Linked DNA regions of Homo sapiens: all the other regions are linked to region 1. A link is a loop called in an ENCODE intact Hi-C map of the cell type or tissue named here. Cell type or tissue: heart right ventricle. All regions are shown on one strand.

Region 1 (8,000 bases):
AGGCTGGTCTCAAACTCCTGAGCTCAAGCAATCCTCTCACCTCAGCCTCCCAAAGCCTGTTATTATTTACTACTATTTTATCTGCCGTGGTATATTTTAAACTTCTTGAGTGAAAGGCCACATTTTATCTCTCTTTATATGTGCAAAGGGGAAGAAATGGGGTTGGAACACTGTTTTGTCCGTAGTAGATATTCAAGAAACATTTATTTGTTGGCATGCTCCTTGGAAGTTAGGCTCTGTGAGAGCAACGACCTTTGTCTGTCTGATTCCCTATTTCATCCCCTGAGCCAAGCAGTGCTGAGTACACATAGAACTCTTAATAATGTGTATGGAATACAAGAGTGAAAGGCATCTCTTCACCCTCCACCATGATCTTTAACATATCCTTGGAGGTTCTTGGTATAAATCTCAATCCACTGTTTCGTAGGTTCTGGAGTCTCTGTTAATGGCATCCCATTTTTCCTTTGGAGAACTGTCCCTCCTCTACTCAATGTGGCTGACCCACCTCAGCTTGGGAATGGTCATCTGACCAAGGGCTCACCAGTCAGAGACACCTATCCTCTGGCCTTAGTGATGGGTTCAGGATGGACTTATGACTCAATCAAGGACAATCAGAGCTGGAACTATTGGAACGGGGAAATTTGCTTTCCACTGAGGAAGCCAATTCACGAGAACATAAGCCCAGATAGAGCTGCTAGTAGCCATTTACCACCATGAGGAAAAGGCCTACCTAGGAATGAGGCAAACACAGAAAAAGGTCTGAGAGATAGAAAGAGCTAGACAGGTTCCTTATAGGTTTTTGTTGTTGTTGTTGTTGTTGTTGTTGTTTTGAGACAGAGTCTCACTCTGTCACCCAGGCTGGAGTGCAGTAGCGCGAGCTCAGCTCACTGCAACCTCCACCTCCTGGGTTCAAGCGATTTTCCTGCCTCACCCTCCCGAGTATCTGGGACTACAGGCACGCACCACCACGCACAGCTAATTTTTGTATTTTTTTGGTAGATACAGGGTAGAGAATAACGAAGACGTACTTATAGAAGCAGAGGCTGGAGGCCATGATTTCCCAGACAGAAAGAAACAGAAAGAGAGAGAGCACTGCTTCCTCATTCCTCATGAGACTAATTACTTCTTCTCCTGGGTTCGATGAGATTTCTCTGGGTTTCTCTAATTCCTTCTCACCGTTATCCTCCACCCTGTTTTTTTTTAACTTAAAATAGTTCTAGTGGTTTTTTGATCTTTTGTTTTTGCTTGTAACCAAAAGGTTCTTAGACAACTGTCCTAGGAAGAGGTCTGCAGCTAAGCAGTTTTGTTCACTGTGCTGACAAAGAACCTGGGTCCCTGAATCAAGACCCAAACATACATTTGTTAGCTGTGTCACCTTGGCCAGAACAGCTGGATTCACTGGACTGGCTTGGCCCTCTGTAAAATAAGAATAATAATGCCTATCTTATCAGACTGAATGAGAGAAGGTGGAAATCAGAGCTTAGCAGAGTGCTGGGCACAGAGAATCCATATCACCTGTGTGTGCTGAGCACAGAAGAGGGGCTATGTCCAAGCCCAGAGCATCCCCTGGTTGGTCCCAGCCGAGAGACCAGAAAAGAGGCTTAAAGGGACAACCCCTCTCCCCATCAGCACCTTTTTCATCTCATTTGTACCAATTTTTTTTTTGAGACAGTCTCACTCTGTCACCCAGGCTGGAGGGCAGTGGCAGGATCACAGCTCACTGCAACCTCCGCCCCCCGAGTTCAAGGAATTCTCCCACCTCAGTCTCCGGAATAGCTGGGATTGCAGGTGTCTGCCACCATGCCTGACTAATTTTTGTGTTTTTAGTAGAGACAGGGTTTCACCATGTTGGCCAGGCTGGTTTAGAACTCCTGGCCTCAAGTGATCCACCCGCCTCAGCCTCCCAAAGTGCTGGGATTACAGGCGTGAGTCACTATGCCTGGCCTTGTACCAATGTTTTAAAAGCATTGAGGGGGAAAGAAATAGCTTTATTTTTAAAGGAGCCCATTCTGGAACTCTATTCTAATGACATAATCAAACAAGAGAAAATACATATGCATAAGGATGCTCATTGCAATAGTGTTTACATTAGAGAAAAACTGGAAGTGACTTAAGTGTCCAACACTGTTTGCTTATTAATGATGATACCTTCATACAATAGACAGTTATACAGATTTGGAGGAGAAAGGACAGAATTATTTTTAAATGAAAACAACTAATGAACAGAATTCAAAATGTTATGGGGTATACTGCAGAATTTGTCTGAATGTTTAAGGTGAAAGCCCAGTATTTCAAAGAAGGTTCTGTTGCTCTCGTACATTTCAGACCCTACACACAGTCTCATGCATTACCTGTCTGGCACAGCATTCATCTTTTCTGCCTCTGGGGTTACTGGGTGGAAAAACTTAAGAAGCATTTATGCAAGTACAAGTCCTGAGGCCTCTAACATTAAAGGTATTTACAAAGATAGATATCCACAACATTTTCCGAGTACAAAATGCAGGTTTCAAAAATATTGCCAAAAAAAGGGCAACCTGCTTGGATCCCCTTCCACGCTGTGGAAGCTTTGTCCTTTCACTCTTCACAATAAACCTTGCTACCGCTCAAAAAAAAATTGCCACAAAAAACTCGAAAAAACAAAAGTATTGCCAAAAATTTGAACAGCGGTTATTTCAGGCCATGACACTTCAGGAGATCTTTCTCTTCTTCTTAGTATTTATTTTTTTCTTTTTTGAGACGGAGTCTTGCTCTGTCGCCCAGGCTGGAGTGCAATGGTGTGATGTTGGCTCACTGCAACATCCGACTCCCAGATTCAAGTGATTCTCCTGCCTCAGCCTCCTGAGAAGCTGGGACTGCAGGTGCATAGCACCACTCCCGGCTAATTTTTGTATTTTTAGTAGAGAGGGTTTCACCATGTCGGCCAGGATGGTCTCGATCTCCTGACCTCGTGATCCTCCCGCCTCAGCCCCCCAAAGTGCTGGGATTACAGGCATGAGCCACCCCGCCTGGCTTCTTCTTTGTACTTTTATGTATTATTTGAAGTTTTTATAATCTGCATACATTATATTTATGAGGAAAAAAAATGAAGCTATTTTCATGAGGAGTCCACCTTGATTTTACTTTCTCCTATATTGTCCTCAAATCACATTCGACCAGATTTCCTCTACCATACCTTCCTTCTTCTTCTTTTGTTTTTGTTTTTGTTTTTTTTGAGACTGAGTTTCACTCTTGTTGCCCAGGTTGGAGTGCAATGGCGCGATCTCCGGCTCACCGCAACCTCAGCCTCCTGGGTTCAAGCGATTCTCCCATCTCAGCCTCCTAAGCAGCTGGGATTACAGGCACCACACCCAACTAATTTTGTATTTTTAGTAGAGACGGGGTTTCTCCATGTTTGTCGGGGTGGTCTGGAACTCCCAACTCCAGGTGATCCGCCCACCTCGGCCTCCCAAAGTGCTGGGATTACAGGCATGAGCCACCACGACCAGCACATACCTTCATTCTTCAGGAAGAGGAGAATTTACCTGGCTGCCCAGTCCTGCAGGGAGCTACTCCAGACAGACACTCCCTGTATAGGAAGGGCCTTCCATGAGCCTGGCAGAAGCGCTAGGCAGCTCACTACTGTCCTCTTGTGGTCAGAACAGGTCAGAGCTTGATCTAGCAAAATACCGCTCACCCAGTCTACTCTGAAAGTCAAGGTCATCCCCAGAAGTGTGACCTCTGGCTATCCCTGCAGTTAATGTGCTGCACACCAGCATCAGTAGCCCAGCACCCCATCCCAAAACGGGCCATAATCAGGGTTTAGCAGCCTAAGCCTAAAGACTGCAAACCTATCTGAACAATGCTGTCTATTCCAAGCCAGAGACTTTCAGGAGACACTCTTTTCTGACAGCTAGAGCAAGTGATGGAGAGCACGCCTGTCCACTAGAGAGAGCACTCATGGTCAGAACTTGGGGTTTCAGACTGCAGAGAAGGCAAAGTTGCAGGAAAACAACAACAATCATCCTAATCATAAAAGCCCTTGCCCTTGTATGGTTCTTTTTACTTTTCAAAGTATTTCCCAAGGCAATTTGGCATGTCCAAAGAAATTAACACAAGGATGTTTGCTACAGCAAAAGAGAATTTAGGCTGGGCGCCTGTAATCCCAGCATTTTGGGAAGCCGAGGCAGGTGCATCACCTGAGGTTGGGAGTTTGAGAACAGCCTGGCCAACAGGGTAAAACCCTGTTTCTACTAAAAATACAAAAAAATGGCCAGGCATGGTGGCTCACGCCTGTAATCCCAGCACTTTGGGAGGCCGAGGCAGGTGGATCATTTGAGGTCAGTAGTTGGAGAGTAGCCTGGCCAACATGGTGAGACCCCGTCTCTACTAAAAATACAAAAATTAGCTGGGCATGGTGGTACATGCCTGCAATCCCAACTACTCGGGAGGCTGAAGCAGGAGAATTGCTTGAACCCGGGAGGCAGAGGTTGCAGTGTGCCGAGATCGCGCCACTGCACTCCAGCCTGGGTGACAGAGTAAGACTCCGCCCCAAAAAAAACCCCGAAAAAATACAACAAAAAAGCAAAAAAATTAGCTGGGTGTGGTGGCAGGCACCTGTAATCCCAGCTACTCGGGAGGTTGAGGCGAGAGAATCGCTTGAACCTGGGAGGCAGAGGTTGCAGTGAGCTGAGACTGCACCACTGCACTCTACCCTAGATGAGAGAAACTCTGTTTCAAAAAAAAAAAAAACAGAGACAGAATCTAAACATCCTTCAGTAGGACAGTCATTTACTAAAATGGAATAGTATGCAACTGTTTAAAATATTTCTTTATTCCTTTTCCACTCCCACAGCTTCACTTGACTTAACTAGCCTTAAAAAAAAAAAAAAAAGGGTCAGGCACAGTGGCTCACGGCTGAAATTCCATCATTTTGGGAGCCCAAGGTGCGTGGACTGCTTGCACTGAGGAGTTTGAGACCATCCTGGGCAACGTGGCGAAAGTTCTTCTATACAAAAAAATACAAAAAATTAGCTGAGGTGCGGTGGTGTGCACCGGTAGTCCCAGCTACTCAGGAGGCTAAGGTGGGAGGATCGCTTGAGGCTAGGAGGTTGACACTGCAGTGAGCTCTGATCACGCCACTGCACTCCAGCTTGGGTGACAGAGTAAGACTCTAAAAAAAAAAAAAATGAGGCTGGGCACAGTGGCTCACACCTGTAATCCCAGCACTTTGGGAGGCCAAAGCAGGCAGATCACTTGAGCTCAAGAGATCGAGACCAGCCTGGCGAACATGGCGAAACCCCGTCTCTACTAAAAATACAAAACTTAGCTGGGCGTGGTAGTGGGCGCCTGTAGTCCCAGCTACTTGGGAGGCCAAGGCAGGAGAATTGCTTGAACCTGGGAGGCAGAGGTGGCAGTGAGCCAAGATTATGCCATTGCACTCCAGCCTGGGCAACAAGAGCAAAACTCCCTCTCAAAAAAAAAAAAATGACAGATAAATCTATCTGGATGTGTTGGTATGGAATAATCTTCAAGATTCATTGTTAAGATTGTTTTTAAAAGAAAAAAATAAGTTTATGTGTCTGTTTAAAATAAGAATTTGTATAGATGTAGATATATCTATTTAGGTATGTATAGAACACATTGGAAGGAAACACCTCCAATAATGACTGCCTCTGAGAATGGAGGAAAGAGGGCATGGCAGTAGGAAGGAGAACTAATTCCTACTGGATATCCTTATGTACTATTAAATTCTCTTCTTTTTTTTTTTTTTTTTTTTGAGACAGAGTCTCGCTCTGTCACCCATGCTGGAGTACAGTGGCGCGATCTTGGCTCACTGCAAGCTCCGCCTCCCGGGTTCATGCCATTCTCCTGCCTCAGCCTCCCAAGTAGCTGGGACTACAGGCGCCTGCCACCACACCCAGCTAATTTTGTGTATTTTTTTGGAGAGACAGGGTTTCACCGTGTTAGCCAGGATGGTCTCGATCTCCTGACCTCGTGATCCACCCGCCTCGGCCTCCCAAAGTGCTGGGATTTTAGGCATGAGCCACCGCACCCAGCCTGTACTATTAAATTCTTTATCATGCACATTATTACATTTTCAAGGTAAAATTTATTTAAAATTTAAAATGTATTTCAAAAGACCTTTGGATATAATGGAATCAGAAAGACTTGGGTTCAAATCTAGACTCTGAGACTTACCAATTATATGACCTTAAGTAAATCACTTAACTACTTCGAACTTCAATTTTCTCATTCCTAAAATAGGATTAGTGGCCAGGCATGGTGGCTCATGCTTGTAATCCCAGCAGTTTGGGAGGCTGAGGCAGGCAGATCACAAGGTCAGGGGTTCGAGACCAGCCTGGCCAACATGGTGAAACCATGTCTCTACTAAAAATACAAAAATTAGCTGGACATGGTGGCACACGCCTGTAATCCCAGCTACTTGGGAGGCTGAGGCAGAAGAATTGCTTGAACCCAGGAGGCAGATGTTGCAGTGAGCCGAGATCATGCCACTACATTCCAGCCTGGGCAACAGAGTGAAACTCCATCTCAAAAAAAAAAAAAAATAGGATTAGTAACATCAACCTCATGGTATTATGAAGATTAAAGAAGCTTTTGGGAGCTGGGTGCAGTGCCTCACGCCTATAATCCCAGCACTTTGGGAGGCTGAGGTGGGCAGATCACTTGAGGTCAGGAGGTCGACATCAGCCTGGCCAACATGGTGAAACCCCATCTCTACTAAAAATACAAAAATTAGATGGGCGTGGTGGCAGGTGCCTGTAATCCCAGCTACTCAGGAGGCTTAGACAGGAGAATCACTTGAACTTGGGAGGCAGAGGTTGCAGTGGCATCCAGATTGGAGTAAAATTGTATTTGCAGATGACATGATCTCGAATATAGAAAATCCTAAGGAGTTCACAAAATACTATTAGAACTAATAAATGAGTTTGGTGAGGTTGCAGGATACAAGATCAATACACAAAAATCAGTTGAATTTTTATACACTGGCAATGAACAATCTGAAAATGAAATTGAGAAAATAATTTTTATTTACAATATCATCAAGAAGAATAATATACATAGGAGGAAATTTAACAAAAGAAGTATTATACAAGACTTGGATAGGCACGGTGACTTATGTCTGTAATCCCAGCCCTTTGGGAGGCTGAGGTGGGCAGATCGCTTGAGGCCAGGAGTTCAAGATCAGCATGGGTGATACAGTGAGACCTCGTAGCTACAAAAAAAATTTAAAAATTAGCTGGGCATGGGCTGGGCACAGTGGCTCACCCCCGTAATCCCAGCACTTTGGGAGGCCGAGGCGGATGGATCACGAGGTCAGGAGATCGAGACCATCCTGGCTAACATGGTGAAACCCTGTCTCTATTAAAAATACACAAAATTAGCTGGGTGTGGTGGTGGGCGCCTGTAGTCCCAGCTACTCAGGAGACTGAGGCAGGAGAATGAAACCCGGATGGCAGAGCTTTCAGTGAGCCGAGATCGTGCCACTGCACTCTAGCTTAGGCAACAGAGCAAGACTCCGTCTAAAAAAAAAAAAAATTACCTGGATGTGCACTCCTGTAGTCTCAGCTACTTGGGAGGCTGCGGCGGAGGATGGCTTGAGCATGGGAAGTTGAGGCTGCAGTGAGCCAAGATTGCACCACTGCACTGCAGCTGGGGCGACAGAGCAAGGCTCTGTCTCAAATATAAATAAATAAATAACAAGATTCAGACACTGAAAACTATAAAAATGTTAAAAGACTTTGCGTCTGTTTTTTTTGTTTGTTTGTTTGTTCGTTTGGTTGGTTGGTTGGTTGGTTGGTTGGTTGGTTTTATAGAGAGAGTCTTATTCTGTTGCCCTGGCTGGAGTGCAGTGGTGCTATCACAGCTCACTGCAGCCTCTAACTCCCAAGCTCAAGAGATTCTCCAGCCTCAGCCTCACAAGTAGCTGGGACTACAGGTGTATACCACCAAACCTGGCTAATTTTTTTCATTTTTTGTAGAAACAAAGTCTCACTATGTTG
Region 2 (8,000 bases), 150 kb before region 1:
GGAAAAGATCAAATTCGGCAGAACAAGGTGAACCCACTGGGAAAGACCTTCAAATACTACGGAACTTACAAAACCAAGCAAAGTCCTGGAACAATAAGGCATAATAGGAGCCTATTTATAGGTAAAAAGGCTTGATGCATAGTGGAAAACAGCTCACTGGTTCTATTTTACTAATTGGCTGTTTGGCCTTGAGTACTCATGTCACCTCTCAGAGCCTCAGTGTTCAGATCAGTGAAATGGGTATATGTCAATAGAGTCTACCTCATAGGCTTGTTACAAAGATTGCAGATAAAGTGCTTAGCCCAATATCCAGCACATGTTAAGCAAGCCAGATGCTGTTACGACTGTGCCGATAACACAGAAAATACACAGAGAAGGCAGTGCAGTGAGCTCTCAAGACAGACCGCCTAGGCTTGTAGCCTTGCTCCCATTCACCAGCTGGGTCTGTAACCTCACCTCCGTGGACGTCGTGTGAAGATTAAATCAAAAACATCTAGCACATCATGCATATTCAATAAATGTGATGAAAATCCAACTATGTGAGAAATATACACCAAAAACAAGTAGAGTCTTCTTCTGCCTTTGGTGTATAAATGTTAGCTATGATTATTAATAAAATGATGATGATTATAAGTAAAAGAACAAAGGAAAGGGAAGTGGTGATATAGGGAACATGGCTGGTCACTGACTCCCCAGCTATGTGAGCCTGGAGAATATTATTAACCCTCCGAGCCTCAGTTTCCCCATCTGGTTATATGGGGCTAACGCCTATCTTACAGGGTAACTGTGAACACTAAAGGAAAAGCAAATTTAACACGAATTAAGCAATTTACCTTGTGCCTTGTGCTGTGCTAGGCACCTTTTTTTTGTTTGTTTGTTTGTTTTAGACAGTCTTGCTCTGTCACCAGGCTGGAGTACAGTGGTGCGATCTCAGCTCACTGCAACCTCTGCTTCCCAGGTTCAAGTGATTCTCCTGCCTCAGCCTCCAGAGTAGCTGGAACAGGCATGTGCCACCATGCCCAGCTAATTTTTGTATTTTTAGTAGAGACAGGGTTTCACCATGTTGGCCAGGATGGTCTTGATCTCTTGACCTCGTGATCCGCCTGCCTCTGCCTCCCAAAGTGCTGGGATTACAGGCGTGAGCCACTGCACCAGGCCTAGGCACATTATTTTATACCATAATCTCATTTAATCCTTGAAACAACCCCATGAAGCTGCAATTAGTATCCTTTTTTTACAATGAGGAAACCTAGAGAGGTTAAGAAAACATCCCACAGTCATTCAGCTAGGAAGTGGGCAGAGGCAAAATTCGAACCCAGGACTCACTGACTCCAAAAGATAATGACCCCTCACAAGGATTCAGCGAATGTAGTTTATTTTCTCTTTCCCAGTTTGTGGGCCTCATTTTACCCAGTTTAGTTAATAGGGATGTGAGAATGTTCATGAAGCGCCCATCTAGCTTAGCTTTATTAAATTCCACTGCCAAGTATGGTATTGAGAAACATGGCCAGGCCCTTCCTATCCCAAACTCTCAGACTCAGCTCACCAGTCTGGGGCAGCCTCCTGGGCTGGGTTCCTCTGGCCTGTCCTGGTGGGAGTTGTCTGAGCTTCTGTCTGTGCCCCGGTCTTGGGCACAGGGCACTGGACCTTTCTTCAGGTTCTTAGTGCCCTTGGATCTTCTCTGCTCCATGAATGGGCCTGAGCAGGCCCTGCTGGCTTCAGTATCCAGGGAGGAGCTGAGGCCGCCCAAGGGCTCCCGGGAGCTGGCACAGGTGTCAGCGGGGGCAGCGAGTCCTTGCTCCAGCCTTCCCCTGGAAGCTGGCTGAGCCTTGGCCTCCAGCTCCTCCTGGTCCTGTGCTGGAGCCTGGCCTTCATCGCTGCCAGTCCGCACGACACACACAGCTTCTTGCTGCTCTGCAGAGGCCTGTGCTGACGCCCCCAGGCACAGTGCTGCGCTCTGTGGAGGAGCCTGTGCAGCTGAACTGAGGGACTCCCCTCCACTGGGCACTGGGAACCCGACAGGGCCACAGGGGCTGCCTGGCTGGGGCCCATCCCCTGTAGCGGGCAAATATCCAAATTTCTCAGTCCCTGAGGCACATCCTGCCCCACTTCCACCTGGCTCTCCAGGCCCAGACCCAGTGTCTTTTGGAGAGGGAGGTCTGCAAGGGCCTCCCAAGGACTCCAGGTCAGCAACTTGGGGAGGGTCTCCCACAGACAGGAGGTTGTCCCCACGAGGGCTCTGATCAAGCCACAGGAAGTCACCAGCCCCTTCCTCACACTCTGAATGAGCCCCTTGCCTCCTCCATTTCTTTCTTACCCTCACAGGGACTGGGTCTGGTGAGGATGTCAGGGGCCTTCCAGGGGGCTCCTCTTTGCTGAGTGTGGGGCTTCTTCTGTCACACCCTGGAGAACTCATTCCACCGTCTCTGGCCTCCCTGGGCCTGAGGCAGCTCACCTCCTCCACTCCTGCAAGCCTCTCCCTGCAGGCCAGAGCTCTCTCTGGGAGGCCAGCAGACCTGCTACAAAGTTTCCTGGGGCAACTGTCATCTAAGATGTCACACAGAGAAACCTGGAGCCTCTTGGAGGTCAGAGCTCTCCCCTGAGTAGGCACCGAGGGCAGCTGCATGTGGAGCCCAGGAGCCAGCATCGAGCCCCGGCTCTGTACCACAGCTAGCAGCTCCAAGACCCCTGGCCGGACCTCAGCAGCACCTGCAGCCCGGGAGCTGCCACCTCGAAGGGCCTCCTTCCTGGGGATCTTCCTTCTGCTGCCAGCCCTGACTCCGGGCCCAGAGCTTGCTCCCGGCCCATCTGGTGACAGGCCTGGCATGGAGCTGGCTCCTTCCATGTTCTGTAAAAGCTCACAGTTGTGTTGGGGACTGAGCACAGGGTCTCCTGTGCTGGGGCCTTCTACGTCCCCCGCCTGGGACATGTCTGTCCACCTACCTGGGCCAAAAGCACAACACGGGCCCTGTGTGGAGACAGAAAGAGGAGACTTTGTCTTGGAGAGTCCGACCTGTCAGCCCGTTCAGTGGGAACTGGGAGGAGCCCCTCTTCCAGCCAGCTCTCCCAGACCCTTCCACTCCTGAGGCCTAGGGGTGAGCACTCCAGGGAGGGGAGCACCCAGCAGGAGCTGGTGTCCTGGGTGAGGGTGGAGAGGCCTGCCTCCAAACAGGGCCGAGCTACAGTGGCCTCCAGGGTCTTCTTGTCTCTGAGAGTTCACACATTCGCTTAAATGGGACCTAATAAGATACCATTTATTTATGACTTATGTGCTTATTTCATTTCATACTGGCAGCCACAGGTGAGGACACTGAGATTCTGAGATGTTAAGACACTCACCCAAGGAAGCACAGGAAGTGGAAGGGCCAGGAGTCTCTCTCCCAGTTCTCACACTGCGCAAGGAGCAGATACTGAACGGGGTTCGTGCCCATAACCCTTCTCGTCTCTCTCCCATCGGTCCCGTTCTGAAAGGCGCCCCACCCAGGTTCCCAAGCCTTACTGGGACAGTCCCCCAGCATCCAAGAAATCCGGGCCCCATCGGTCGCGTCGCTCTCACCTGGGCTTCCCTGAGTTTTCCCTCCTGGGGTTCCACCCACTAGCTGAAAAGGAGCTGAGATCACGTGATGCGGGGGAGGGAGGCCCTTGCTGAGGGATAGGGGCGGAGTCCCTGATGATGAGCAAAAGGCTGCTCCCCAGGCGTGCTGGCGTTCCTGCCCCGGCAGAGGGCGCCCTCTTCCTCCTGAGGGCTTCCTGGAGGAGGTGCCAATCCTGGCTCCCAAGCAGAGGTAGGTGGGTGCATGGGGCAGCGAGGGGCCTTGGCTGCCTGCCTGAGAGTTTAACTTGATCCTACCGCAATAGTCCCTGAGCCAGTAGGACAATGTCAGAATTACCTAGATTTTTTGCCTAATTTTATTTTATTTTATTTTTAAACTTTTATTTTAGGGTCAGAGGTCCATATGCAGGTTTTTAATATAGGTAAACTTGTGTCACGGGGGTTGTTGTACAGATTATTTCGTCACCCAGTTATCAAGCCTAGTACCCAATATTTATTTTTTCTTATCTTCTACTGCCTCCTACCCTCCACCCTCAAGCAGGCCCCAGTGTCTGTTGTTAACCTCTTTCTGTCCATGTGTTCTCACCATTTAGCTCCCACTTATAAGTGAGAACATGCAATATTTGGTTTTTCCGTTCCTGCATTAGTTTGCTAAGGATAATGGCCTCCAGCTCCATCCACGTTCCTGCAAAGGACGTGATCTCATTCTTTTTTATGGCTGCATAGTATTCCATTGTGTATATGTACCACATTTTCTTTAGCCAATCTGCCATTGATGGGCATTTAGGTTGATTCCATGTCTTTGCTATTGTGAATAGTGCTTGCCTAATTTAAAAAGAAAATCTCAAATATAATTAATGTAGATGGAAATGCAGAATCAATTCCAATAGAAGGTTAGAAATAAAAAGTTTAAAGCTATCTCTCATTTCCCAATACCCCAACTCCTGGAAACAACTGTGTTTTGTTTTTTGTTTTTTACCATGTTTGTCATCATGTTAATTTTTTAAATTTCATAACTGTAAATAATATACTCATGCCTCTATTACTTGATTTATTAATTTTAACTGTGTCTGTTGTATCTGTTGACTTCCTGCTGTGGTGATTTTATTAACCACCCTTTCCCCCTTTCTCTTCCGCTTTTCATATATATATATATATATATATTTTTTTTTTTTTTTTGAAACAGCGTCTCGCTCTGTCGCCCACGCTGGAGTGCAGTGGCACAGTCTCAGCTCACTACAACCTCTGCCTCCCAGGGTCAAGTGATTCTCCTACCTCACCCTCCCGAGTAGCTGGGACTACAGGCACGTGCCACCATGCCCTGCTAATTTTTGTATTTTTCGTGGAGACAGGGTTTCACCATGCTGGCCAAGCTGGTCTCAAACTCCTGACCTCGTGTTCCACCCACCTCAGCCTCCCAAATTGCTGGGATTACAGGCGTTAGCCACCGTGCCTGGCCCTCTTTTTTATATTTATATTTTAAATTTTACTATTGGTTTCTATTATCACTTTGAATACTATTCTTAAATGTCTGTTTCTTCTGTATATTGTATCTCTTGACTCTTCTCTGTGTGAAATGGATAATTTCCCTTGATGTCCCCTCCCTGCTTCTGCCGTTATCCATGAACTAAGCTTTTATTTTTGTATCGCTGAGGTTTATAGCATTTACATTCTATTCGGTAAAGATAATTCAGTTTACCGTTGTTTACCTGTAGATTGATTCTTAACACTGAAAGCCAAATGACATTTATAATGTTATGATTATGTAAATACTTTTACTGCAGAAACAGTGGTGTTTGGCTTTTTTTTTTTTTTTTTTTTTTTTTGAGATAGGGTCTGGCTCTGTCGCTCAGGCTGAGTTGTGGTAGTGTAATCATAGCTCACTGCAGCTTTGACCTCCCAGGCTCAAGTGATATTCCCCTCTCAGCCTCCTGAGTCGCTGGTACTACAGGCATGCACCGCCATGCCCAGCTAATTTTTTTTTTATTTTTGGTGGAGACGAGGTCTCACTATGTGGCCCAGACTGGTCTCGAACTCCTGAGCTCAAGCGATCCTCCCATCTTGGCCTGGGATTTCAGGCGTGAGCCACTGCACCCGGCCAGAACCAGAGATTTGATAAGTCTGATTGCGAGGGAGATGGAATTCCCTGGCACTAAACCTGTGCCAGGTGAGACTGTGAGAACCTTCCAGGCCAATGGAATACTAAATCACAGTTAGACTCAATAAATTAGATCTATATATCAACATGAATGTATCTCAATGATATAATGTGGAATTTTAAAAACAGCATAATATGAATAACAAGGGAAACCGAGTCTGGAGTACACAGGAACTCCCTGTACTAATCTTCAGATTTTTCTGTAGATCTAAAACTATTCTAAAAAACAAGGTTTATTACAAAAAACAAACCAAGCTATTGGGTAATCCATATTGAAAACTGTCATGATCTGGCAGTCAGAGTCATAGATGAGGTAAGAGTAGAGACTGGATGTCACCAATGACCAAAATTACTGCTCTAAGGAAATAGTTTTTGTAAATGAGAAGCCCTCCCTCTAAGGAATGTCTTGGTCATGATGGCAGAAAGTTGACCAGGTTCCCTAAGACCAGTGAACCAAGCCATTCTGGTCCATTTGGATAATGGAAGTCTCCCACATTGGGCAGAGAAAACGGGAGTGGAGATGTTGTCAGTTCCACATGGTATAGAGATAAAGAATGGCTAACACTTACGTAGTGCTGTTTTGAGCCAGGGACTGGTCTAAATGCTTTACCTATATTAATCCTGTATTTGCCTGTATTAATTTACCTATATTAATCCTTACATCAAGTCTGTGAGGTAAGAACTGTTATTATCCTTATTTGACAGATGAGGAAATAGGCCAAGACAGATTAAGTAATTTGCTCAAGATTAGCAAGGACTGGTTTTAGAAGCCAGCCAGTCTCTGGCCAGTTTCTCTGTCTCCTGGTATTCTATTTATTTATTTTATTTTTATTTTTTTGTTTTTTTGAGACAGTCTCACTCTATCACCCAGACTGGAGTGCAGTGGCATGATCTCGACTCACTGCAACCTCCACCTCCCGGGTTCAAGCGATTCTTCTGCCTCAGCCTCCGGAGTAGCTGGGATTACAGGCGCACGCCACCACACCCAGCTAATTTTTGTGTTTTAAGTAGAGATGAGGTTTCACTATGTTGGCCAGCCTGGTCTCAAAATCCTGACCTCAAGTGATCTGCCCGTATCGGCCTCTCAAGGTGCTGAGATTACAGGTGTGAGCCACTGGGCCCAGCCTTTCTCCTGGTATTCTAAAATGTCTCTGTCATAAAAAAAAAATAAAGTAAGGTTTTGCCCAGGTTTTGGCCTAATGCTATTTGCCTCATCATTAGCTGTTTGCTCCATTGACTCATGACAGCACCTCTGCGATATACCTGGTTCCCATTAAAGAATGCAATTTATTTCTTGGCTTTCCTTTTTTTTTTTTTTTTTTTTTGAGATGGAGTTTCTCTCTCATTGCCCAGGCTGGAGTGCAGTAGCAGGATCTTGGTTCACTGCAACCTTCGCCTCCTGGGTTCAAACGATTCCCCTGCCTCAACCTCCCAAGTAGCTGGGATTACAGGTATCCACCACCATGCCCGGCTGATTTTTTGTATTATTAGTAGAGATGAGGTTTCACCATGTTGGCCAGGCTGGTCTCAAACTCCTGACCTCAGGTGATCCACCTGCCTCGGCCTCCCAAAGTGCGTGAACCACCACACCTGGCCTATTTATTGGCTTTCTTTTCTCTTCCATTGATCGATTTGTCTATTCTTGATCAATATTGTTTTAGTTCTATGGTTTTGTGATAAATATTGCTATCTAGGGAGCAAGCTCCACCCCCTCAACTTGGTTTCTATTTTTTATAATCGTCTTAGCTAACTGTATACCGTAGAATCATTTTGTCAAGATCCTTGAAAAATTGTGCTGGGATTTAAATTAGAATTTCATCGAATTTACAGATTAGGGATAAAATTGAATAATACTGAGTCTTCTCATCCATAAATGTACCTTATTTCCATTCTGCCAGGCCTTCAATTCATTTTTGTGATTTTTCTTCATCAAAATATTGCACATTTTAATTAAATTATTCTATTCTTTAATATTTTTATTGCGTTTTCTTTTTTCTTTCTTTTTTTTCTTTCTTTTTTTTTTGTTGAGATAAGGTCTCGCTTTGTGTACAGGCCGAAGTGCAGTGATATGATCACCTGGGCTCAGATGATTCTCCCACCTCAGCCTCCTGAGTAGCTGGGACTACAGGTGCCTACCACCATGTCTGACTAAATTTTTGGTTTTTTGTAGAAACGGCATCTTGCTATGTTGCTCAGGCTGGTCTCAAACTCCTGGACTCAAGCAATCCTCCCACCTCGGCTTCCCAAAGTGCTGGGATTGCAGACATGAGCCACCATGCTGGAGGCGGT
Region 3 (8,000 bases), 50 kb before region 1:
TCCTTCATTGGCCTTTAGCCATTATCACAGTAAAATAAATGACCAAACATATTACTTATCTCCAATGTGTCAGAATTTTCATTACCAATTGATTTTAATATTTCCTTATCAAATGCTAAAAAGGTGCTAGACGTTTTCAAGAAAATCCTTTTGATGAGCTAGGAAAATGCCCAAGAATTGATGACTAGAAGAAGTTCTATCTTTTTAAAAAAATTTAACAAAGGAAATGATGTTTTTATAAAGCCCATTACAGGGCACCAATTTTGGGCTACCTAAAACTAGGATAGCTACTAGTTATAAAACTGCCAACTCACGTTACAACATTATCTTCAACCTTCAGGATAAGGACTAAAACTTCTAACCTTATGAACAAACAGTACCACACTACAAAAAAGGAAATAGCAAACAAAAGGGCAGAGCAGAACTAACAGCTTGAGTAATCACCACCTTGAGGCAATGGCAGCCTACACTAATGTTTTGAGTCAAAGTGTGCATCCTAAATTGGCATTTAATCTGCTGCTGATGACAGCGTTGCAACACCATTCTAAGCAATGCTCAGGGGAAAAGGTTTTAAGATCAAAGTCAATTCTTGTCCATACATCTTCTTTCAAGAGTTTAAAGTTCAGATATCTGCTATCTATTAACTTCCCATTCATCTCAGTCCAAAATTAACCATGTATAGATTCATCAAACTCTAAAATTATTTTAATTTTGTTGCCAATTTCAGTGACCTGAACTTTTGATTACTTGAAATAGGGAGAAAAATAAAACACCCACAATCCAGGCTGGCATCAGAATCAGACAACCAGATGAAATGAACAGGCTCTTTTGAGAAATCATTACACTAGTTTTTCCTCTCATTTCCTTTCCTTTCAGGTAATTTAATGTTATTTAGTATAATATATGCAAATGTCTACCAAAGTGAAACTTTCAACTAACTTAGGCATGGTAATGAATTCAGACAAAAAGGGTAATAAAGGTAAGAGTTTACCTTCCCAATCCTGCAACACAATGCACTGCAACACAGCAACCTGGCTCTTCACGAAATTTGGTTTTTAACAGGTTTAACCAATCATCTACTATCTGATTAGGGGGTGGAGCTCCATCATCAAATGGCCAATCCTGAAAAGAAATGACCTTTTACATTAAATTGATATTTTCTCCATGATTAACATCCTAATACAGAATACCTGCACACAGTACACACGGCAGGCCTAACTGAACTAACTGCACTATATATACCTATTGTTAACACAATTCTGATCATTGCTGTAAAATGATCCAGGATTGAAATTAAAGTTTGCCAAATAAATTACCCTTCTCAATGCAGTGTCGCACACATCTGAATTTACAAAAACTTACAGAAATCTCTATCAGAGTCATAAGAGCTAGTGTTCTCCCAAAAATGATATCTGAATAGAGTAGTAATTAGACATAATAGACAAAACTGTAATTAAAGCCAAGACAAAGTAACAGAGGACACAGCACATGTCAACATGATTTAAAAGTCCACTCTGGCAAAGCATACCAACTGGTGTCTCATTGGTCTCTACAGATAATTGAAGATTATAATTCAAGATAACTAAGTTATGACATCTTTAGAGAAAGGTTATCTGATAAGAAATCTCCAATAGTTAGTAAATCATAACAGAAACAAACTACCATCTTTGTGCTTATTAAAAGGCAAGCAGTGAGTATTTTTAAAGTGCTTACTAAATTATATATGTCCCCATTTAACAAGGACAGGGCTGCATGACAGGGTCCTGGGCAAATGGAGACCATTTTGTCAAGTATCCCTTTCTCTTTCTGTATTCACCTATTTGGGCTATCTTTCAATTAAGACTAATCCCACGAGCATTCACAGTATAGGCAGGGGTTTATCTTCCTCACTACTTAGCAAGAGGTCCTAAGAAACCAACACAAATGGGGAGTGGAGGAGGGGGACTGGGGGCTGACATTTTACAAGCCTTCCCTCCTGCCATCTAAGCTTCAAAGATAGAAATGCAAAAACACTGTTAGGAATTTTTTTAAAAACATAAGGCTATTCTAATGAGATTGGATAAGGACACTTTAAGATATTAGGGGAGGAAAAAGAGAAAAGTGACAGAGCATTAAATTGATTCTGCATTCATTATTGGCACCACTAGAACACTTCATGTAGCCCATTAGCCAAAACAGTACATGATTGAGTTGACAACTACGCCCCATAATTAAAGGACTGTGTTATTATAAATGTCACTAGAGAGTTTAACTGTAAATAGCAATAAAACCAGTACCTTAGTCAAGAGCTTACTTCCTCTAATACTCCCTAAAATGCACCTAGTTAAGAAACAATATAAAACATGCTTCACTTACTCATATAAGTAGTGTCTATTTTTAAAAAAATCATTAATCATTTAGAAACATCTGAACCTCAAATTGATACAGCTAAAACCACCATTAGTCTATTCCAATGTGTGTCTGGTTTGCAAGAGCATTCAGAGGACTGACAGGCCTTATTTGGGGATATCCTCTTACCATGAAATGTTCCAAAACCCTCCTCACCTAGCAAAATTAGATTAACTCTTAAAATCTCTGTCTGGGAAAAGGAAATTCCAAGCTTAAGGCTAAATGCCCTTGTTTTTTCAAGTGTAAGTTAAACCTTTCATTTTATCTGATCATAGCTATTTATTTATTTGTTTGTTTGTTTGTTTTTAATGACTTATTTTCCTCTGGGTAGATACCCAGTAATGGGATTGCTGGATCAAATGATAGTTCTACTTTTAGTTCTTTAAGGAATCTCCACGCTGTTTTCTATAGTGGTTGTACTAGTTTACATTCCCACCAGCAGTGTACAAGTGTTCCCTTTTCACCACATCCCTGACAACATCTATTTTTTTTTTTAATTTTTTGATTACGGCCATTCTTACAGGAGTAAGGTGGTATCATATTGTGCTTTTGATTTGCATTTCCCAGATCACAGCTATTTAAAACAAAACAAAAACCTAAATTTAAAGGCCTGGAATAAATCTTAGGCCTACCATTATCTTCCTCAAACTAGTTCAAGTTCTTTAGTTCATTTCTATTTCACAAAGATGTTTACCAACATTACTGACTCAAACAGACTATGGTCAATCCAGTCATTTTCTCACTCTGCCATCTGTCAAAACAAGTTGATTTTTGCTCACTAGAGAACATATTCATAATGCAGCAAAATAAACTTGTATGCAGCTTATTTTCGGAAGTTTAAATTTTATTACTACTTTTTAAACACAGGGCTGCATTTGACATGTTTACACTCATTCCCAGTGATTTCCAGCAGTGGACAGTAAAGTCATTTAGAAATTTGACTGCAAGCAAATTATTACCATGCCAAACTATTAAAACACATTATTGACTGATTGACTGACAAGGTCTCTGTCACCCAAGCTGGAGCACAGCAGCACAATCATGGCTCACTGCAGCCTTGACCTCTCGGGTTCAGGTGATCCTCCCACCTCAACCTCCCAAGTAGCTAGGACTATAGGTGCATGCCATCACGTCCAGCTAATTTTTGTATTTTTCGGAGAGACAGGGTTTCACCATGTTGCCCCACTAGTCTTGGAACTCCTGGACTCAAGTGATCCACCTACCTTGGCCTCCCAGAGTGGTGGGAACAGGCATGAGCCACCACACAGGGCCCTAAAACACATTTTTTTAAAACACATTTGGCTATTTAGTTTTTATTTTCACCAAAATGGACATGAGGAAACTATGGATCAGATATAAGAGGACTGCCTTACCAATAGGTCATTATTCTTTTTGCATCAACTGCCTTCCCAACCACTGACCAATATAATAAAGACTACAGAACTACCTCTCAATAAGAAGCAGGAACATAACCTTAAACCAGTATCTTCCTTGTTACGTTCTTCCTAACTACTTATAAAATCTCCAGTTCTCTTCCTACTACATAACCTTCCCACAATCAAACCAACAGCTCAAAGACATCTAAAATTACAAGATCATTTCATTACGTGCTCCTAAAAGCTGCTCCTACAACTTAGACAACTACTTAGGGAAGAAAGAATAAAATGTTAACTAATCTGATGCTCCCATTTGCTATAAGGAAACAGCCTATTTTGATGCTAAAAAGGAACTTAATTTAAAATAATTCCAATCACTTTGTGCTCAAATTGAGCTAGACAAAAAATCTAATCATACTAAAGCTCCTCAGAAACCTAACAAAAAGTATCAGAAACTATGCTGATTACTCTGGAGGAGGATGCCTTCTACCTCTCCTCATCCTCTTATCCCACCTTTTTGCCTCCTACAAGTTATCCACAAAATATTAAGTAACTAATCTTGTACTTGCAAAGTGGCAGAGTTCCATATGGACTTAAGAATGTCTGATGGAAATTACTTTCATTATATTCAAATTAGTAGCCTAGAAACAAAAGCTAAATATTGTATTAATTTCCTAAAAAATAAAACTTGCAAATTTACATGTTGTTAAAATAAGAGCACACTAAATTTTGCTTTTTATTAGTTGAAAATACTATGATTTGTAGGCTTTAAGAGCACAAATGAACAAAACTGCCAATTTGTTAATCCAAAAGAATTTGAAAGATTGCTATCAATAATGTATTTTCCACTACAACCTTAAAAAAATCCAAAAGTATTACTGCCAGGGTTTTTTTGTTTTTGTTTTTGAGACAAGGTCTTACTCTCATCCAGGCTGGAGTGCAGTGGCATAATCAAGGCTCACTGCAACCTTGACCTCCCAGGCTCAGGCGATCCTCTCACTTCAGCCTCCCAAGTAGCTGGGACTACAAATGTGTGCCACCGTGCCCACCTAATACCAAGTTTTTAATTTTTTTTTTTTTTTTTTTTTTGAGACGGGGTTTCCCTCTGTCACCCAGGCTGGAATGTGGTGGTGTGGCCACAGCTCACTGCAGTCTCAACCACCTGGGCTCAAGTGATTCCCTCACCTCAAAAACCCAAGTAGCTGGGACCACAGGTGTGCACCAACATGCCCCACCAGTTTTTTAATTATCTGTACAGATGAGATCTCGCCACATTGCCCAGGCTGGTCTTGAACTCCTGGGTTCAAGTGATCTTCCCACAATATTGGGATTATAGGTGTGAGCCAGTGCACCTGGCCTAGTTTTATAAATATTTATGTTTGAAAGATACAACTTGTTTTGAAAAATTTAAATACTACACACTCACTAGAACGTGGATTCCTTCTTTTTCAACTGGAGCTTTATCATATGTAGCATCACAAACTCGAACCAAAGTCGTCACTCCATACTTCTTAAGTTCCTTTAAAAAAAAAAAAAATTATAATGGAACTTGTTTTTGAAACCTACAGCCAAAAATGTAGAAATGTACTATTATAGGCCGGGCGGGGTGGTTCACGCCTATAATCCCAGCACTTTGGGAGGCCTGAGGCGGGCATATCACAAGGTAAGGAGTTCGAGACCAGCCTGACCAACATAGTGAAACCCCGTCTCTATTAAAAATACAAAGATCAGCTGAGTGTGGTGGTGCGGGCCTGTAATCCCAGCTACTCAGGAGGCTGAGGCAGGAGAATCGCTTGAACCCAGGAGGCAGATATTGCAGTGAGCCGAGATCGTGCCACTGCACTCCAGCCTGGGCGACAGAGCGAGACTCCGTCTCCAAAAAAAAAAAAAAAAAAAAAAAAAAAGAAATCTACTATTATAAATTAAAACAATGAGATATCATTTTTAGACAAAGATCAGAATTGTTCTCACTGTGGTTATATATTCAATGGACACTCATGAAATCTCAGTGGCAGTGTGAGACTCACCTTTCTAAAGGGCAGTTTGGTAGCATAACGTGAAAACTTACACAAAAGTTCACATACACTGCAACCTAAAAATTCTACTTCTGGGAGTTTATACAAAAGAAATAATTAAAGACATATACAAATATTTAGGTAACAGCACATTCACCACAAACTGGAATGGTGAAAAATTAGAAACCACATTAATGGTCCAAAAATAAGGGAATGATTAAAGAAGTATGGCACATCCATATAGTGAACACTATGACAGCTATAAAAACAATACCAAGGAAGATGGGGAAAGATTTTAAAAAATATATAGTGTGATCCTATCTGTATGTGTATTTATGAATACACACAGATATATGCAGAGAAAAACATCTAGAAGCCAGTTATTAACAATTAAATGTTGTTAAATTCTTTTTGCTTATCTGTATCTTTATATTTTTATGAAATAAACATGCTTTTTTTAAAGAAATAAAATTCTGAAATTAAGAAAAAAAGTGGTATATTAAAAAGACAGCTAATGCAGTTATAGCCAGAAGCCTTGCTCCTTTAAAACTCTCCCTACGGTGAATCCCTAACCCAGTGACTACCTATCTTCAAGGGGCTACCAATATCTTTTTTATAGTTGCAGGAGGACAGTGGCCTGTGCCACTTCTGGAGACTATGGCCAAGGAATCCACAGGTTGAAAATAGTACCACATAATTCAGCCAGGCTTAAAGGTGACTGAACAATCTGAGGGCATACAGGCGTAGAATCAACTTGTACGCTGTGTATACAAAGTTAAGAAGCTCAGGGAATTATAAGTATAAATAAGCAGGCACAGTGATATCCTATAAGAAGGGTCCATCATTTAGTTATCTAAAGTGTAAAATTATTTTAATTGCTAAAGGACTTCATTTTTCACAAAAAGGCCTTCTTATAATACAGACTCAAGAAAGGTAGAAGTATTGTCAGGAATTTTAAAAATGTTTCAAAATACAAATAAAATCCCATTAAAATAAACTCTGTAATAGCCATTCATTGAAAAGTTGCGATAAAATTTTTTATGGTATTTGTGACCTTAAGCAAGTCAAATCCTCTTTTGGTCTCAGTTTTCCCATCTATAAAATGAAAATCACTAAGAGTTCACCCACCTTTCTAACTCTACTCCATAAATACAGCAAGAAAAATCATTTAAACTCAACAACCCAAGAATGATTAAAAAGCTTATGTTCTGGTCAGGCACAGTGGCTCACGCCTGTAATCCCAGCATTTTGGGAGGCCGAGGAAGGCGGATCACGAGGTCAAGAGATCAAGACCATCCTGGCCAACACGGTGAAACTTCGTCTCTACTAAAAATACAAAAATTAGCTGGGTGTGGTGGCGCGCGCCTGTAGTCCCAGCTACTTGGGAGCTGAGGCAGGAGAATCGCTTAAACCTGGGAGGTGCAGGTTGCAGTGAGCCAAGATCGTGCCACTGCACTCCGTCTCAAAAAAAAAAAAAAAAAAAAGGGCTGGGCACGGTGGCTCATGCCTGTAATCCCAGCACTTTGGGAGGCCGAGGTGACAGATCACAAGGTCAGGAGATCAAGACCATCCTGGCTAACATGGTGAAATCCCGTCTCTACTAGAAATACAAAAAATTAGCCGGGAGTGGTGGCAGGTGCCTGTAGTCCCAGCTATCAGGGAGGCTGAGGCAGGAGAATGGCGTGAACCCGGGAGGGGGAACTTGCAGTGAGCCGAGATAGTGCCACTGCACTCCAGCCTGGCGAAGAGCGAGACTCCATCTCCCAAAAAAAAAAAAAAACTTATGTTCAAATGCTTGCTCAAAGAAGTACAAAGAGTTTTTTCTCCTACCAATAGAAAAAATATTAAGGATCTGACATAAAAATACTACCTCTACCACCTTTCCTTCACCCAAGTTTCTGGACCCTTGTATACGATTATTACAACGAAGTAGTCTGGGGGTGCCTTTTCATCAAAGGTGGTTAGAATATCTGAAGTACATACAGAATGGTTTTTAGTGTCAGACACCTAGGCAAGTACATTAGTTCCACCACATACTATGTGCCATTAGGCAAATTACTAAATGGCTCTGAACCTGTTTCCTCATTGGTAAGAGGGAAATAATGGTAGCTACACCTCATAGGGTTTTTGTATTTGTGACCTTAAGCACAAACACTGCTCGTTGCATAATGTGTAACATTGTTTGTTATAATGCTAAGTGCATATCGTGGTCAATAAATGT

What was found. Peaks named below come from ENCODE experiments on the same cell type or tissue, not always from the same donor. Only the 100,000 strongest peaks of a DNase experiment are listed, where the experiment ranks them.
Region 2: a loop joins it to region 1, with 11 times the contacts of the local background. A loop is called at or near these places in 58 of 110 quality-filtered maps.
Region 3: a loop joins it to region 1, with 2.0 times the contacts of the local background. A loop is called at or near these places in 35 of 110 quality-filtered maps.

The regions. Positions count from the first base shown.
Region 1 is chr1:31,960,656-31,968,655 of GRCh38, forward strand. No RefSeq gene overlaps it. Among named protein-coding and RNA genes, the nearest start is that of PTP4A2, 26 kb to the left of the region's middle. RefSeq lists enhancers at 985-1,094, 1,415-1,554. In heart right ventricle, a CTCF peak has its summit at 3,630 (motif pointing left); a DNase peak (open chromatin) is centred at 3,616; H3K27ac peaks cover 890 bases.
Region 2 is chr1:31,812,405-31,820,404 of GRCh38, forward strand. It overlaps SPOCD1 (SPOC domain containing 1), which reads right to left and starts at 3,618. Exons shown (of 16, transcript NM_144569.7): 1 at 3,557-3,618; 2 at 1,547-2,968. The coding sequence starts at 2,929. In heart right ventricle, a CTCF peak has its summit at 3,727 (motif pointing right); a DNase peak (open chromatin) is centred at 3,677.
Region 3 is chr1:31,910,705-31,918,704 of GRCh38, forward strand. It overlaps PTP4A2 (protein tyrosine phosphatase 4A2), which reads right to left. Exons shown (of 6, transcript NM_080391.4): 3 at 5,191-5,283; 4 at 992-1,122. Among named protein-coding and RNA genes, the nearest start is that of PTP4A2, 24 kb to the right of the region's middle. In heart right ventricle, no CTCF peak of the experiment used is centred here; no DNase peak of the experiment used is centred here.